3 separate regions of the Homo sapiens genome follow, and regions 2 and 3 are each linked to region 1. The links are chromatin loops, found by intact Hi-C in ENCODE. Cell type or tissue: heart left ventricle. All regions are shown on one strand. Region 1 overlaps NFATC1 (nuclear factor of activated T cells 1). Region 2 overlaps NFATC1 (nuclear factor of activated T cells 1). Region 3 overlaps NFATC1 (nuclear factor of activated T cells 1).

The links. A loop is a pair of places that touch in the nucleus more often than their neighbours do. Peaks named below come from ENCODE experiments on the same cell type or tissue, not always from the same donor. Only the 100,000 strongest peaks of a DNase experiment are listed, where the experiment ranks them.
Region 2: a loop joins it to region 1, with 2.7 times the contacts of the local background. A loop is called at or near these places in 33 of 110 quality-filtered maps.
Region 3: it touches region 1 in a loop (2.7-fold over the local background); 20 of 110 quality-filtered maps call a loop at or near these places.

What each region holds. Positions count from the first base shown.
Region 1 is chr18:79,505,020-79,510,019 of GRCh38, forward strand. The region is part of intron 9 of NFATC1 (nuclear factor of activated T cells 1); the gene reads left to right. Among named protein-coding and RNA genes, the nearest start is that of NFATC1, 110 kb to the left of the region's middle. RefSeq lists enhancers at 1,130-1,409, 4,218-4,307, 4,378-4,427. In heart left ventricle, no CTCF peak of the experiment used is centred here; DNase peaks (open chromatin) are centred at 2,202, 2,882, 3,352, 4,252 and 1 weaker place; H3K4me3 peaks cover 2,045 bases; H3K27ac peaks cover 2,800 bases.
Region 2 is chr18:79,401,138-79,406,137 of GRCh38, forward strand. All of the region lies in intron 1 of NFATC1 (nuclear factor of activated T cells 1), which reads left to right. Among named protein-coding and RNA genes, the nearest start is that of NFATC1, 7.7 kb to the left of the region's middle. RefSeq lists enhancers at 3,700-3,759, 3,881-4,476. In heart left ventricle, a CTCF peak has its summit at 2,363; DNase peaks (open chromatin) are centred at 954, 2,384, 3,674, 4,814 and 1 weaker place; H3K4me3 peaks cover 1,361 bases; H3K27ac peaks cover 3,002 bases.
Region 3 is chr18:79,456,556-79,461,555 of GRCh38, forward strand. It overlaps NFATC1 (nuclear factor of activated T cells 1), which reads left to right. Exons shown (of 10, transcript NM_001278669.2): 7 at 4,756-4,811. It overlaps LOC101927897 (a long non-coding RNA gene), which reads right to left. Exons shown (of 3, transcript XR_001753515.2): 3 at 972-5,000. Among named protein-coding and RNA genes, the nearest start is that of NFATC1, 63 kb to the left of the region's middle. RefSeq lists an enhancer at 3,842-4,201. In heart left ventricle, no CTCF peak of the experiment used is centred here; a DNase peak (open chromatin) is centred at 1,956; H3K4me3 peaks cover 673 bases; H3K27ac peaks cover 1,385 bases.

The sequences.
Region 1 (5,000 bases):
GAGGCCCTTGGGTGAGGGAAGAGGCAGGAGACTGCTGCGTGGGAGGAGGTGATGCTGGAGGCCCTTGGGTGATGGAAGAGGCAGGAGACTGCTGCGTGGGAGGAGGTGGTGCTGGAGGCCCTTGGGTGAGGGAAGAGGCAGGAGACTGCTGCGTGGGAGGAGGTGGTGCTGGAGGCCCTTGGGTGAGGGAAGAGGCAGGAGACTGCTGTGTGGGAGGAGGTGGTGGATGAGACCCTTGGGTGATGGAAGAGGCAGGAGACTGCTGCGTGGGAGGAGGTGGTGCTGGAGGCCCTTGGGTGAGGGAAGAGGCAGGAGACTGCTGCGTGGGAGGAGGTGATGCTGGAGGCCCTTGGGTGATGGAAGAGGCAGGAGACTGCTGCGTGGGAGGAGGTGGTGCTGGAGGCCCTTGGGTGAGAGAAGAGGCAGGAGACTGCTGCGTGGGAGGAGGTGATGCTGGAGGCCCTTGGGTGATGGAAGAGGCAGGAGACTGCTGTGTGGGAGGAGGTGGTGCTGGAGGCCCTTGGGTGAGGGAAGAGGCAGGAGACTGCTGTGTGGGAGGAGGTGGTGGATGAGACCCTTGGGTGATGGAAGAGGCAGGAGACTGCTGCGTGGGAGGAGGTGGTGGACGAGACCCTTGGGTGATGGAAGAGGCAGGAGACTGCTGTGTGGGAGGAGGTGGTGCTGGAGGCCCTTGGGTGAGGGAAGAGGCAGGAGACTGCTGTGTGGGAGGAGGTGGTGGATGAGACCCTTGGGTGAGGGAAGAGGCAGGAGACTGCTGTGTGGGAGGAGGTGGTGCTGGAGGCCCTTGGGTGAGGGAAGAGGCAGGAGACTGCTGCGTGGGAGGAGGTGGTGCTGGAGGCCCTTGGATGAGGGAAGAGGCAGGAGACCGCTTTGTGGGAAGAGGTGGTGGACGAGCCCCTTGGGTGATGGAAGTGTTCTGACACCTGCAGTGATGGTGGCACAACTGGGCACCTTTACCAAAAATCACTGAATTTTGTGCCCTTCTCAAGGGTGCATTACCTGTGTGAAACGTGCCTCCGTAGAATGCTGTGTGTTTAGGGAGGGGCTGGGAGACCCTAGCAATGCCACGTGCTTTTTACTTTTCTTCAACTGAGTTTTGAGCATTTTGTTAATGCAAGAAAAAGGACTCCTTATAAAGAGCGGTTCGCCGTGGGGTCTGAGCCTGTGGCGTGGTTTCAGTTGCCTCCTCAGCCGCAGTGTGGAGAGGAACAGTGGTCTCGGCCGAGCAGCGGCTGTGGGCACCTGCGTGTCAGCCCCTCCCTCCGTGGACAGATGCTCCTGAGCTTCCCCAGCAAAGACACTGGGACTGTGCGCCTTGTCCCCCCATCTTCCCACCTCCGGTGACCAGGCCTCTCCCAGGGACCCTCTGTGCTGGCCCGGCACCTGCTCTGATATGCCCTCCCCAGGGGTGTGGGTCCGTCTGCCCTCCACACAGCCCTTGGAGCCTCTCTTCACAGGGCCTGAGAGCTGAGTGTGGTTTCATAACGTGGTTCATTGGCCTCTGAAGATGCTCAGTGCTGGGGGAATTGGGCTTGAAGCCATCACGTCCAACACACGGTCCCTGGACCATGTCCTGTAGGGAGTGTTAGGAGGAGTCTAGCTCTATTTTTAAATGACAGTGTTCATGACAGAATTTCTCGTAGGGAATAAAAATGTGTGTGCTTCCCAGTTACTTATTGTGTTGCTTAATTAAGAAATCTCTTTAGAAACACAGACGGGAGCATGAACTTCTCAGCCACTTCCTGCCTGGCTTCTGGGTGGTTCTGTGTTGCATTACTGGAGGTCTGGGTGTGGAATTTTGAGAATCTCTTGATCCTTTTCAGTTTAATTCTGAAACAGGGTTCTTCCTTCCTTCCAGATTACAGTGTGGACACTCACACACAGTAAGGGACAAAGAAAGTGTATCCCCTTCCAAAGATCCGCCCACCAGGCCCCGGACCCATAATCAAAGCCTGATACTGGGACAATGGACCCAGCGGCCGGGCCAGCCCTCCCCTAGTTATCACCCCAGAGCTGTGGCTGGGCTCTCTTTGTTCCGAAACGGAGCTGATGGAGCAGGACGCTGTCGCCAGGCACTGCGGGGAGGGGGTTATCAGCCCCTGGCCCGCGTCCCACCCCAGAGGTGAAGTCTTCGCCCCAGACAGGCCCTATCAGGCCCTCCCAGCTGCTGTTATTTTAGATATGGCAGGAAGTAGGGCCTGGAAACCGCACGGCTCCCAGCCCTTGGCAGCAGCTCAGTTCCCGAGGCTGCACTCAGAGCTGGTGGCAGGGAGGGAGAAGGCACAGCAGCCTGGACTGCGGGTTAGAGGGCTGTGCCGGGGCCGGTGGAGCCATGCGAGCGGCCGCGTAAATCAGGCAGGCGTGGCCGGCAGGCTGTGGCTCCCCACAGACATGGGGCTGACGGTGTGCAGCGCTGGCTGGCGCAGCCTCTGCCAAGGGAGCCCCTGCCCTCCGGGGCAGCACCATGAAGACCTCACCCCTCAAGTGGATGGGTTTGCAGTTCAGCCCAGTGTCTGTTCAGCTGGCACCGATGGGCCCAGATGTCCTCCCTGGCAGTGTCTCAGCAGGCGCACAGACGAGCCCTGGGCCAGGGGACAAATGTGTGGGTTCCTGACGCACGTCCCCCGGAGCCCTAGAAAGGACACCAGGCTTCTGCACCCCCACCCGTGATGTGTTGCAAGAAGCCTCACGAGTCAGTAAAGAAAAACCTTCTCCCTCGCCCTCTGAAATAGTAAACGTTAGTGAGCGCATTCGCATCCGCAGTGCTTTTACGTGAGAAGTTAGGTTTTGGGAGCTTTCGGAGGAGCTGGCTGTGGAGGGAAACACGTCCGTCACGTGGCCACCGTCCCGCGGGAAGCTGGGGGCCGTCGCTCTGGCCGGGCTCCCCGCAGCCGCAGTCGCCGCGTCAGGCGGAGGATCCCTGTTATGTACTTTCCCTTTTCCACAGTAGCTGCTGCCAGCGGGCTGTAAACTACCGTATATCACTCAGATTTAAGAACCCAAACTTTAAAACAAATTAAACTCTTGTTGACATTGTAATAAAAATCAGAATGGAACTGAACAGCTCAGTAAAAGTGAACTTCAATTATTTTTGTGGATTTCAGATTGTTTTCTGGGATTCCCAGACTCCCAGTGCAGCTGAGTTATTTCCTCTTGGCAGAAGGCTGGAGAAAAAAGGTGGAGGGAGGGAGGGACGGACGGACGGAGGGCGCCTGGTGGGAGGAAGCCTGGTCACCTGGCTGGAGGGAGGGATGGACGGACAGAGGGTGCCGGGCAGGAGGAAGCGTCGTCACCTGGCAGTTCGCTCGGCCTGACCAGCAGCCACAGGGCAGCGGCGTGCGTGTGAGGGTTGGGTGAGGGGGCGCATGGGCAGGTGTTTTTTATGTGTTTTAATTTAAGAAAAGAGCTCAGAAATGTTTGTCAGAGCCTATCTGTTAATTAGGTGTTTATGCTGGATTAAAAGAAAAATTGAAAGCACTAGTCTGACTGCCCCTCAAAAATGTGCTCGAAGGCTCATAAACGCACGGAGGGTCTGAACTCCCTCCCCTCTCTCTCGGTCTTTCTCTGTATCTCTATCCCTCTCTCTGTCTCTGTCTCTCGGTCTGTCTCTTTCTCAGTCTGTCTCTCTGTCTCCCTTCCTCCCTGTCTCTGCCTCTTTGTCTCCCTCCGTCTCTGAATCTCTGTCCCTCTCTCCATCCATCTCTCTCCGTCTCCCTCCCTTCCTCGCTCTGTTTCTCTGTCCCTCTCTCCATCTCTCCGTCCATCTCTCTCTCTCTCCATCTCCCTCCGTGTGTCTCTGTCTCTCTTATCTCTCTCCCTCTGTCTCTGCCTCTCTGTCTCTCTCTCCGTCCCTCCCTCCCTCCCTTTCTCTCTCATGGCGGCCTTTTCTTTTGTTGCTGTGTTCACTGTGATGTCTGGTTCTTTTCAGCTCCTTTTCTCTGCTGGAGTGGACAGGGTTGTCGGTCTCCACTGCCGTGCCAGGTGTCTGTGCTTCTTGCAGTGTCCTGTACGGAGAAAGCGGAGAACTAGAGCATTGGAGAGACCCGCATGGAAGGAAACGCCATTGCTGGGCAGTGTTGCAGCCTCCGCAGAGGTGTGTGGGCTCCGGGGAGAGGGACGTGCTGGCCCCTGTGCAGTGGCGTGGCCCGTGTCCTTTCCCCGCCGTCCACTTCCTGTTCCCCTTTTCTGCACCTGTCTCTAGCTGCCTTCAAGGCGGAGCTTTGGCACCCACATATGCAGATGTCCACCGCGCCTGCCGGACGCCAGCTCTCCACCAGCCGGAACTCACCGCCACCCACCCTGGGCTGCCAGCTCAGCTGGGGCCCAGCCACTCCCCCAGGTCCCCCTTCACTGTAGGAGGAGCTGGGCCTGGGATGTGGACAGTGGGCGGCGAGGGGGTTGGCCATGCAGAGGGCGTGGGAGGAGAGGAGAGCACGCAGATGCCGGCCCGGTGATGTTTCCTCAGACGCCCGCGCAGTGCCATGCCGTGGGCCTCACATGCAATGCTCCCCTGCCTAGAGGGGCACCCCTGCTCCCAGGAGGGTCTCAAAGAGACCTGGGTTTCTTTTAAGCAGTTTTGACCACTTTGATTAGGTCAGTGATCTCCATTAGATCTGGACCTGCTAAAGTTACAGAAGGTTCTGGAAGGTGCCGGCACAGTCTGAGCTGAACACCCATGACACCTGAGCAGGAGGCTGTGACAACTGTCAGCTCACGGACCAGGGAGGGAACGCGAAGCTGGGGAGCTCTGAGCTCCAATCCCAGCTTCTGCTCCTGCTCAGAAAGCCCTCCCACTTTCTCTGGGCTGACCTCACCTCGGTGTTTGGAAATGGACCAAGACTTATCGGAAAGTGTCCTCGGCGCCAGGTACCACACTGAGCTCACAGGCTGCTTCCATTTAAAGTTAACCACTCTTGGTGCAGCCATAAAGCCTCGTTGATCTTTGGTCCTTTATTGTGAACAGACATCTCGAAAGAGCC
Region 2 (5,000 bases), 100 kb before region 1:
GGTGGGCACCCCTGGGCCTGGGCCCCTCTCCCGCTGCCCGGGATCTCTTCTGTCCAGGTCACCCCAGGCTGGTCACCGTCCGCCCCTGTCTGTGCCCATTCTCAAGGCCTCGTGTCTGCCCTCCCCGCGCGGAGGTGAAGCCGGAGGAGCTTGGCAAGCAGGGACCTCCGCCGAGTCTGTAATGAGGGTCATATTTTCCGTATCGTTCACTACTCTCTTTTAAAAACTCCAACGTCTTGATCATTTTTTGAAAATAAGCGCTCCAACCAAACCTGTGCTGCCTGCGGTTCTCGACTCACCACTCCCCAAATGTCTTCCCTGCCTGGGCCTGGGTTCTAGGTCTTTGGGGTCAGTGGGAGCCAAGGCAGATGAGGGTGGGAGAGAGACCCGCCGGAGGCCCTTCCCACCCGGGCTGCCTGTGGCCCTGGCGCCGCCTTCCAGAGCTGGTTCCAGTCCTCCCCGGCTTGAGCCAGGACATTTCAGCAGAAGAGTTTTCTACCTGGGTGTGCCATGCGAGAGTGTCGCCCCACTCCCGACCTCTCTTTATGGGGTGAAAGTCGGTCCCATGAGAGTGTGGCCACCAGGGTGGCCCCTCTGGGATCTGTTGGGGTGGAGGCTCCCACACCCGTGCAGTCATCGGGGGTCGGGTGGGACCTCCCAGTACACCCCCGGTCGTTCACAGCGTGAATCACTGACTGTGGGCCTGCGACAGGCCCAGTGCTGCCAGAACCCAGGCCCTACACCCCAGTCAGAGGCCCAGGGGGCCTGCAGGACAGTGTACGGCCCTGGGCCCTCGGCCCTGGCTGAAGATTTCACTGCTTTGCCTCCTTGAAGAAGCACAGGGGGTAGTTATCCCCATGGAGCTGGGTCTCCCCGGCCTCCCAGGCCTCCAGGGTGGGCTGTGCCACACTGGGCACTGTGTCTGGCTTGGCACGTGGTCAGCGCACCCCCAGTGACAAGGGCCACTTCCGTGCCTCCGTGCACACGTGACTGTGCGCGACAGCAGCCTCGGGAAGGACACCGCCGGCGGCGGCATCCTCCTGTGACTGCACAGGTAACTCCAGGCTTATCCGGGAAGACGCACAGGAGGCCAGTCTCTGCCCCTCGAGGCCTAGTCTCACAAGGACGCCACAGTTTATACACCATTTTGAGGTGGGCGGGCTTCCTGCTGGCATCGGATATGGGGACCCTGGTGAACATGGGGTCTCTCCTGACCCAGAAGCAGGTGGCCGCCTTCCAGGTGGGTTCAGGACACAGTCCTCCCCGGCACCCACCGGGCTCATTCCCCCAAAACACTCCTTGAGCAGAATGAGTGAAGCCGTGAACCTCACCCTCGCAGGCACCCTGGGCCCTCCGGAGCTGCGCCCTTCCCCGGGAGCCCCGCAGAGCTGGGCTGCTGGCTCTCCAGGCGGCTTGTGAAAGCTTTCTGCTGTGTCCTTGCCCCTCCAGAGACCACCGTGGTTTTGGGCTTTAGGAGTTGGGGCTCCGAGCAGGAGAGGCGAGAGCTGAGAAGAGCCCCTTCCTGCTTTTACGGTGTCAAGAAGTTGCTAGGAAGGGTTCTTTATGTATCTCATATGTTACGTGTACATATTGTGTTTTCCCGTGAGACACCGTGCTGTTTTCTCCTTTCTTTTTATTACCATTATTACTGCATTTTGATGATGATTCAATGGTGTTAATTATTTATATCACATTGTTAAATGATTACATTGACTCTCCAGCTTTTGACGGGTGATAGAAACTACTTCACGTTGTTTCTGGGATGAACCTGGATATAAATGAATACATGAATAAGTCTGAGATCAATTGCAAAGCAAGGCAAACTGGGTTTTATAGATTAGACTAAGCACAGAAAGTCAAGCTTTGTTGTAAAGGACGTGGCCGGCCCTGAGCCCAGGAGGCAGTCTGTCAGCCGGATCCCCTGAGAAGGGGCTGTACGTCCTGGCAGAGCTGAGGTCAGTGTACCGGGGTTGGGGGCTGCAGCCGCAGGGTGGCTGACTGTGGCCAGGAGCCTGGCCCACGCCGCTGTGGCCCCCACCCCTTCCATCTCGCTGGACTTAGGTCCAGGCTGCGGGCACAGGTCCCGCGTCTTCACGGGGTGCTTTGAGGGAGGGGCTGTGTCTTGTTCTTTATTTCGAAAGTGCTCAGCAGGTGCAAAGAATAGATATTCAGTAACCATTTGTTGGGACAATGAAAAGAGAATATTGTAAATAATTTCCCAGGCGGGATGGGAGTGGCGTTTGGGCTTCCAGGGTCTGGCTTCTGGCTGTGTCCACCCAGGAGCAGGCCCCGGGCTTCCCTCTGCAGAGAGGAGGTCCCGCTCCCTTCTGGGGCTCAGGAAATAGCTGCTTCGCTGTCAGCTGGGAGGCGGGCGTGCCCTGCTTCCCGCCCCAGGGCTCCTGTTTTCTAAGTTATTTTGGCCAGCTTGGCTGCTGCCAGCACTGTCGCCGTGGCAACTCAGAGGAAATTGGCCAAGGCCTCTGTGTTTGGGCTGGAGCCTCTCTGGCAGTCGGGGCCACCCTCCGAACCTCTGTGTGCCCGGGTCTGCCACTGGCCTGTGCCCACTGCTGGGGCATTTAATGGTTCCCTTGTGGAAAGGCAACATCTTATGCAGAATTGAAGCTTTGGAAGACTTTTATTCTCAAGTCCATTTTCACCAAATAGGATTTCTCTTCCCCAAGAGGGCCCGGGGTGTCCGTGGCTGGTCGGGGGCTGTGGCAGGAAACCCGTGGCAGAGACGCCTGGTGAGCAGAGAGGTCCCAGGGGAGAGCTGAATTAGGAATGCTCTGTTGTTCAAGTTCAGTGTTTTAGGAAAGCGTTCCTGCTATTACCATGCACAGCTCATCCCCTGACGTTCTAGAGGTGTTTCCGTGGAGGGTGGAGTTACCTGGCAGATTGGAATATTTCAGTTCTGTGTCGTGTTTTTCAAAGGAAGATCTCAGCTAGCCATGAACAACTTGGATATTTTTTAATTCCTTGAAAACAGAATTCAAAAAGGATGCTTTAAAATGATGTGTGCGTCGGACCAGGGGGAATATTCCAGTACCTCTGAGGAACGATGTCCCAGGTTGGGCCCCGGGCTGGACGAAGGACCCTTATTAAGGCGTTGGCGTGCTTATTTATGGAACATTAAATACCGTTTGTTTGCGCTGTGACGAGGCCATCCTATTTGCCTTTGTAAATCTTTCTCGCTGGCAGATTGTTGGGGGAACGGCGTCTGGGAAGCTGTTGCTGTCTGTCATGCCGCGGGCCTGACCACGTCCCGGTGCCACTGTGAGGCAGCGTTTCCCAGGCCTGCTAAGCACATTGCTTCCAACAGCAAGGTCTTGGCGTGGATCGCCCTGCTTCGTTTTGTTTTATTTCCAATACATTCACAGTTGTCATCTGGCCTCACCCACAGCAGACTCCGTGGCTGTCTGGAGAGGTGACAGCAGTGCCTGGGGGTCGACCTGTGGTTCAGCCCCAGCAAGTGCTGAAGGGAATGTTCCTTAAAATGAAAAATAACGTCGTCTGTGATGGCCGCCTCTCAGAGTTTGTGAAAGATGAGAGATCTGGCTGTGGCTGGAGTTGGTGATTCTTGTCAGCAGTGCTGGCCTGATGCGCAAGGCAGAGGCGTGGCTGTCCTGCCCTGCGCACAGCGAGTGAGGGAGTGGCTGTCTGGGAACTGCGTGTCGTGAGGGGCAGGTGCCCTGGGGCTCAGCACGGCGGGGTCTGCAAGGTTAGAATGCTGTGCACCTGTAGGGAGCCCTGACCAGAAGTATTTCATGTATTAATTTAATGTCAGGCACCGATACAGTTTTTTGTGGTTGTTCAGAAACGAGAAAGGTGTGTGGTTCTGAAGTGAATTATTTCTCAGAGTGAGAGAGATCGCTTTTAACAGCTCTGACATGTGGAACTTGCTGAGGCCAGTGGGACTAGGCTGGCCTGAGAGCCGGGTGCTCCCCGCGTGGCCGTCTGTCCTAGCACCCCCAAACCACCTGTGTGTCGTGGGGCACCTGATGGCTGAGCGAGCCGGTGAGGATCAGGGGACTCAAAAGTGAGGAGGTGGCACTTTCAGCAGAGGGGCCATGCCATGACCTTCCGTTAAGGGATTTTGAATGTGCTCTCCGCGATCATTGCTTAGAATCCAGCTGTCTCCCTGCTCACCTGCACTGTCATTTAGTGAATCCTCCTTGGCAAAGAGCCAGGCCCTCCGACACGGCAGCCAGGGAGTGGGGTCACCGAGCTCTGTGGTGGTGTCTGACGTGACATGAATCAGCCCAAGCGCCTCAGAATCGTCAAGAAAGTTACTGGGAATATTTTCCCTTCATGTAAATATGATCCCTTTGAATAGTTAAATAACTCAGATTTGAATACGGTTTAGGTGGGTCATGAAACCAAATTCATTGGGAGCTGGGAGGGAGGGGCTCACAGCCAGGACAGTGGCCCCCGGCGTGTGGGGCTTGGCCTCTGGGGGCAGCTTGACCCCACACCTTGCCCTTCTTCTAGGAGGAACAAGGGAACTTTATCCACTACCCGCCCTCCAAGGACCTGGGCGAGGGATCCTAATGAAATTCAAGCATTTGAGCTTTCGTTTTGTCATTTGTTTGATCAGGGAAAACGCATGCTTAGGTGAGCCCTTTTTGTTTTTTAATAAAGCTTTATGGTGTTTCTTTGCCTCATCGAATCAGGTTTTATTGCAATACTTCAGTTTAAATAAAGGCCCTCGGGTGCCCCAGGCGTCCGTGGGCCTCTGCATGCACTTCCTGCTCTCGCTGTGGGCGGAGTCTCCTCCTCTTCCTCACTTCCCCTCACGCCTGGGCCCCCGTCACAGAAACGTCAAGGGCTACGGCCCCTGAGGACTTGCACACAGAGACCTGTGAGGTCCGCCTCCCCTTTCCTGCCCCGTTTCATCTAGAACCTTCCGGTGATCTGGCTCTAGTACCCCGTGTGGCGCAGCTCTGGGCTCCGTCACTGGCTGAGCAGCCAGTTCAGGGCTGAGTCCTGTGGGAGGATGGTGG
Region 3 (5,000 bases), 48 kb before region 1:
CCTAGGGTCTGGTTCTTTCTCGCGGGCGGGGAGGAGGTGAGGGTCAGGGCCCCTGTAAGGCAGACTAGTGGCACTGCCCCTTTCGGCCCTTGCTGTCCCTCCTCTGTCCCTTGTGGAAGGTCTCGGCCTGGGGCAGAGGAGCGGGCCGAGGAGGAAGGTGGAGTCCAGGTGGGTGGTGGGGTCTGTGTTCTGTTTTAGTCGTGCGGGATGTAGGCCGAGGGAGATGGACCCGGGGGATGGCTGCCTCTGTGGCATCTCCGTGGTGTGCCCTCTGACGGGGCTGGGTGAGCAAGGAGGACACAGCTGGGAATTCCCAGCTCCAGCGTCCGCGGCACGGGCAGCCTCCCTGTGTGGAGCAGCTCAGCTGTCACCTCCTGAAGATGTTGGATGCTGGCCCCGAAGGCAGCATCGCAATGACAACACCTTCAGAGGTGTCCATCCCAACAGTTTAAAGGCCAAATGCAGATCTTTCAGATTTGTGTTTTCAGGGAGAAGGTGACATTGCTGGGCGCCTGTGAGTGTGGACAGACATCACTGTCGCCGTGTGCTCCGAGAGAGGAGAGTTGGGGCTGCTTTGTCACCACATGGCGTCTTTGGGAGCAGGACAGGTGGCCGGGCTGAACCCCCAGGCTTCTCTGTTTGCTCCCAGAGACCACACAGGGAAGGCAAGGAGGGCAGCGCCCGGGGAAGAGACACCTGCCCGTGTCTTCCTCATGCCCTGAGGATGGCTCAGTGGCCCAGATGGTCCAGGACCCCTAGAATTGAGTGATGACCCCACAGTTCTCATCAAGCCGCATTCTGGATAGCGCTAGGGGCGACTCTCAGACTCCCCCTGCCTGGGCCCCGCTGGTGTGGGGAGGCCACGCGTCACGTCAGTCCCCACTGCAGGAGGAGGGGCCGGGCTTCTGGCTCCCCTCCCTCCTCTCCCTTCTCAGGCCTTTTGGGATCATACACGACAAAGTCACCCATGGTCATGTTGGCTAGTTTCTTTTTTATATCAGCTTTATCGAAATATGATCTATACACCATTTAATTCACTCAAAGTGTATAATTCGGTGGGTTTTGGTGGCTTCACATAATTATGCGGCCACCACCAATTTCAGAACATTTTCTTGTCCCCAGAAAGAAACCCTTGCCCATGAGTGGCCACCCCTGCTCTCCCTTCCCCCACCCCGGCTCCGACAACCCCAATGCCCCCTCGCCGTGGCCTCGCCTGGTCTGGCTGCTCCCTGCTGGCCTGCTGGGGAACCCCATCCTGCCGGCTGTGGTGCCTGGCAGCTTCTGTGGAGCGTGGCATCCTCCATGTTCCCTCGTTGGTGTGGGTCAGGGCGTAGGGTCCTCAGGTCCCCTCGTTGGCACAGGTCGGGACGTGGGGTCTTTCTGTGGCTGAGGGAAGCCCACCGTGTGGCTGCCCACACCTGTCTGTCGATGGCACTAGGCCACGTCCACCCTGTGGAGATGATCGTGGAAAAGCCGCCATGAACCTCAGTGCGTGAGTCCTGTGTGGACGCCTGCCTGTCTCCTGAGCACATGCCTCGGTGTGAAAGGGCTGTGGGTCACAGGGTGGCTCCGTGTGAGGCCCTGCAGGCAGATGTGCAGCAGGGCTGGGTGGCTGTTTCCCCTCCAGAATCTCCTCTGGGAGCCAGGCTGGGACAGACTCCTGGGGGAGAGCCGGGGATGGATGAGACGCCCCAGGGACGCTCGCTTCTGGGCATGAGGATGCTGTGGGGTGCACGGCACGAGGACGCCGCGGGGAGCAGGGCACGAGGATGCTTTGGGGAGCAGGGCAGGAGACGCCGTGGGGAGCAGGGCTCGAGGGCACCGTGGGACCCAGGGACGCTGCTGCTTCCACCAGCGGCCCTCGTGGCTTTCTTTGTGGAAACAGTGGCTCAGCATCAGCACCGGCGTGGGGGTGGCCCGGCTCCGGGCGGCGGGTCCTGGCCGGTCTGGGAGGCTCCTGGGCCCGCAGGCCTGCCTGTGTGGAAACCTCGCGGGTGTGGCAGGGAAGCCTCCCGATGACTCAGACTGCAGGGAATTCCCTAATGATCTGGAATATTTTTACTCCTGCACTCGGGCAGTTTCCTACTAAGGACTCGGAGCTCTGATAAGGCTGAACACAAAGGCCCTTTCAGGACCGGCTGCCTTCCTTCCTGCCAGGGGCTGAGTTTTGAACAGCACGGGGGCCGGCGCTGCCCGTCCGGGCCTCCACGGAGCTGGGAGCCGCCATGGCGATGCTCTTGCCGGCGGGACGCGGCCCTGCGTCTCCTTTCCTGAGATGCGAGGTTATTTCCATCTTTCAGCAGTCTCGGCGCTTTGTCTTGTTCTGGAAGCAATTGCTAGATAGACATTTCTGGCCGTGAATACTATTGCTTTTGAAAGACAATTACTTTATGATCCTTAAGCAGAAACAGAAAGCCTGCCCTCACCCTCACCCTGGTCGACCTGAAACGGCCACAGACGTCGGACACCACGGGGAGAGGCCCCACCTCCAAGAGGGAAGGCCACAGGCGCTGGCTCAGCCGGGGTCTTTGAGGAAGGCAGGGATGTTTGTCGGTTCCCCGCACTTTTAGGGGAAGTCTAAGCGTATCTGCTCCCACCTGCGCAGGAATTGCAGGGTGCGGGTGCTCCCAGGTGTGCGGTGGAGGCTGCTCCATGGCAGCTGCTGAGCTGGGCCTGGCTGGCCACGCAGACGTGGCTCCCCTTGGGGCCGCTCCGGCAAGGATGGTTCCCCACAGGCCCACGAGGCACGGGTGGGAAAAGACGCCTCCATGCCGTCGTTCCATTTGCTTTTCATGGACTCACCGCTGCGGGGCAGCCACCTGGAGGAGGCCGCGGGGGAGACGGCTGGAGTCCCTCTTGCTTCTCGGGACATAAAGAGAGGAGCAGGCTGTGTTGGCCTCGGCTGCAAAAATGGCGTCCCCTCGGGGTGTCATTAAACGCGACATCCTGGCCCCGTGTGCGCCTCAGTGTCCCTCCTGCTCAGCACAGTCACTGAACCTCCCTCCCCTTGCCAGTGCCAAAGGCCTCCACAGCGTCAGGGAAGTTCCTAGGGAAGCTGAAGTTGTGACTCTGAGCTTCCTGGGCTGGGCGGGAAGCAAACTATAGCCTGTTGCGCCCGGGAGCTTCAGAGGACCACAGCCTTTTGTGGGGTGTGGACGGGGCCTCACCCCAAAGATGGACTTTGTCATAAGAAAAGTTCAAAAGTCATTTTCAAAAGGTGCCAAACAACCAGAAGACTTAGTTACACACAGAGTGATTTGGATTTTTATGAAGTGGGGGTGGAGGGGCTTCTGAGTGGTGCATCTGGGCTGGGGGCTTCTGGGAATCCTGTGGCATCAGCACCTGTGCTGGAGTGAAAACGCCTCTTTCTTCCCAGCTCCTGAGCTTTCCAGGGCCTGGAGGACTTGCTGCTTCATGAAACTCAGATGGCTTCAAGCGCAACTGAGTGTACTTTTTAGTTTCCTGTAATTTTTTTCCTAGAGGAGAGAGGGATGCCAGGCTCTATCGAGTGGGTTCATCTGGTGGGTAATTTGCGTGGGGACCTCGGGCCTCCCGGGCTGGCATGGCCAGGGCTTGGCTGGGCGGCTCTGGGGTCCTGTGTGACTCACATTTCCTCTCCACCCTCCACCCAGGCAGCAGCCCGGCACTGTAACAGAGAAAAAGGAGATTTTGTCTGATTTATCAGTAATTGAGGGTTTGTAACAGACACACATTTTCTTCTTTGGAGACAGAGCATAAGGATAAACTTAAGTGTGTATACCTGTAACTGTTCATTTTGGGAACAGACTTTATTTTGGAGAAGATAAAAGGCAGGAAGAGACTCTGTAGGAGATTGACATCTGTTAATTTGAGATAATTGCCCCAAACTCAGCCCATCTGAGGGGCCAGGCCGTGCACACACCCAGGCTGTGGTGGGGCCGCCTTGTCCGTGTGCGCCTGGAGCCCCCACTCTGCCAGGCCTGGAGCAGAGAGCACAACGCGTCCTTTCACTACACCTCTGGGAGCCTTTTTATTTTTTAAAAACATGCAAATGGCCACTGGGGAAATGCCAAAAATACCTCGTGTTTTGCATTTCTGTCTCCTGATGGGCAAGAAGTTGTCAGAGGAAGGCTCTTCTCATTTACCCAGTGGTTCCTTTGCACACAGGCAGGGCCAGCGGCCAGGCCCTCATCCACCAGAGTAGACCCCAGCACGAGCAGGCGTCGCACCCTGGCGTGGAGCCCCCGGCCCCCCGTCACTACTCTCACACCTCCTGCATCCCTGGGAGGCTGGGCTGGGAACTGCAGAGCCGGGTCCCAGGTCCACGCACAGACGCCCTGCACACGCTCTGCTGATGGGGTACCTGCTCCCCCTCACACCTGCTCTCCCTGGAGAGGACGAGGGCATAGAGACCCTCCCGTGACCTGTCCTGAGGCTGTGAGAGGCCAGCAGATGCAGGGCCAGGACGGATTCCTGAGGATGCCCCTGCCCTGTAGTCCCTCCTACGCCGGGCTGGGGTCAGAACAAGCCCTGAGCCGCGTGTCCTCAGCTTCTCCAGGCTCCCAGGGCAACTTTGGTGTCGAGCTCGGGGCCCTGCCAGGGCACGTGGCTCCTGAGGTGCTGCCCTCGACAAAGCCCTGGGATGGGCCTACGTGGGTCTCCTGGGACAAGGCGCCCTCCTGGCTCAGGGCCCTGGGTCTGGATCACGTGGGGGTGTCTGGGGAGGGGGCTCCCCACCACACAGAGTCACAGACGTTTCCTGCTCCTTTCTTCCAGATGGCCACCATGTCTGGGAGATGGAAGCGAAAACTGACCGGGACCTGTGCAAGCCGGTGAGTGCCTTTGGCGCAGCTGGAGCTACTGTGGGTCCCCAGGGCTTGGGAGGCTGGGGTCTGCTGGAGCCACTGCGGGTCCCCAGGCCTTGGGAGGCTGGGGTTCCTGTTTCTTAGAATGAAACAAATAAAAATAGTGCATAGAGTAACAGAACCAGTAACAAACAGGATCACCAAGTACTCGCCAAA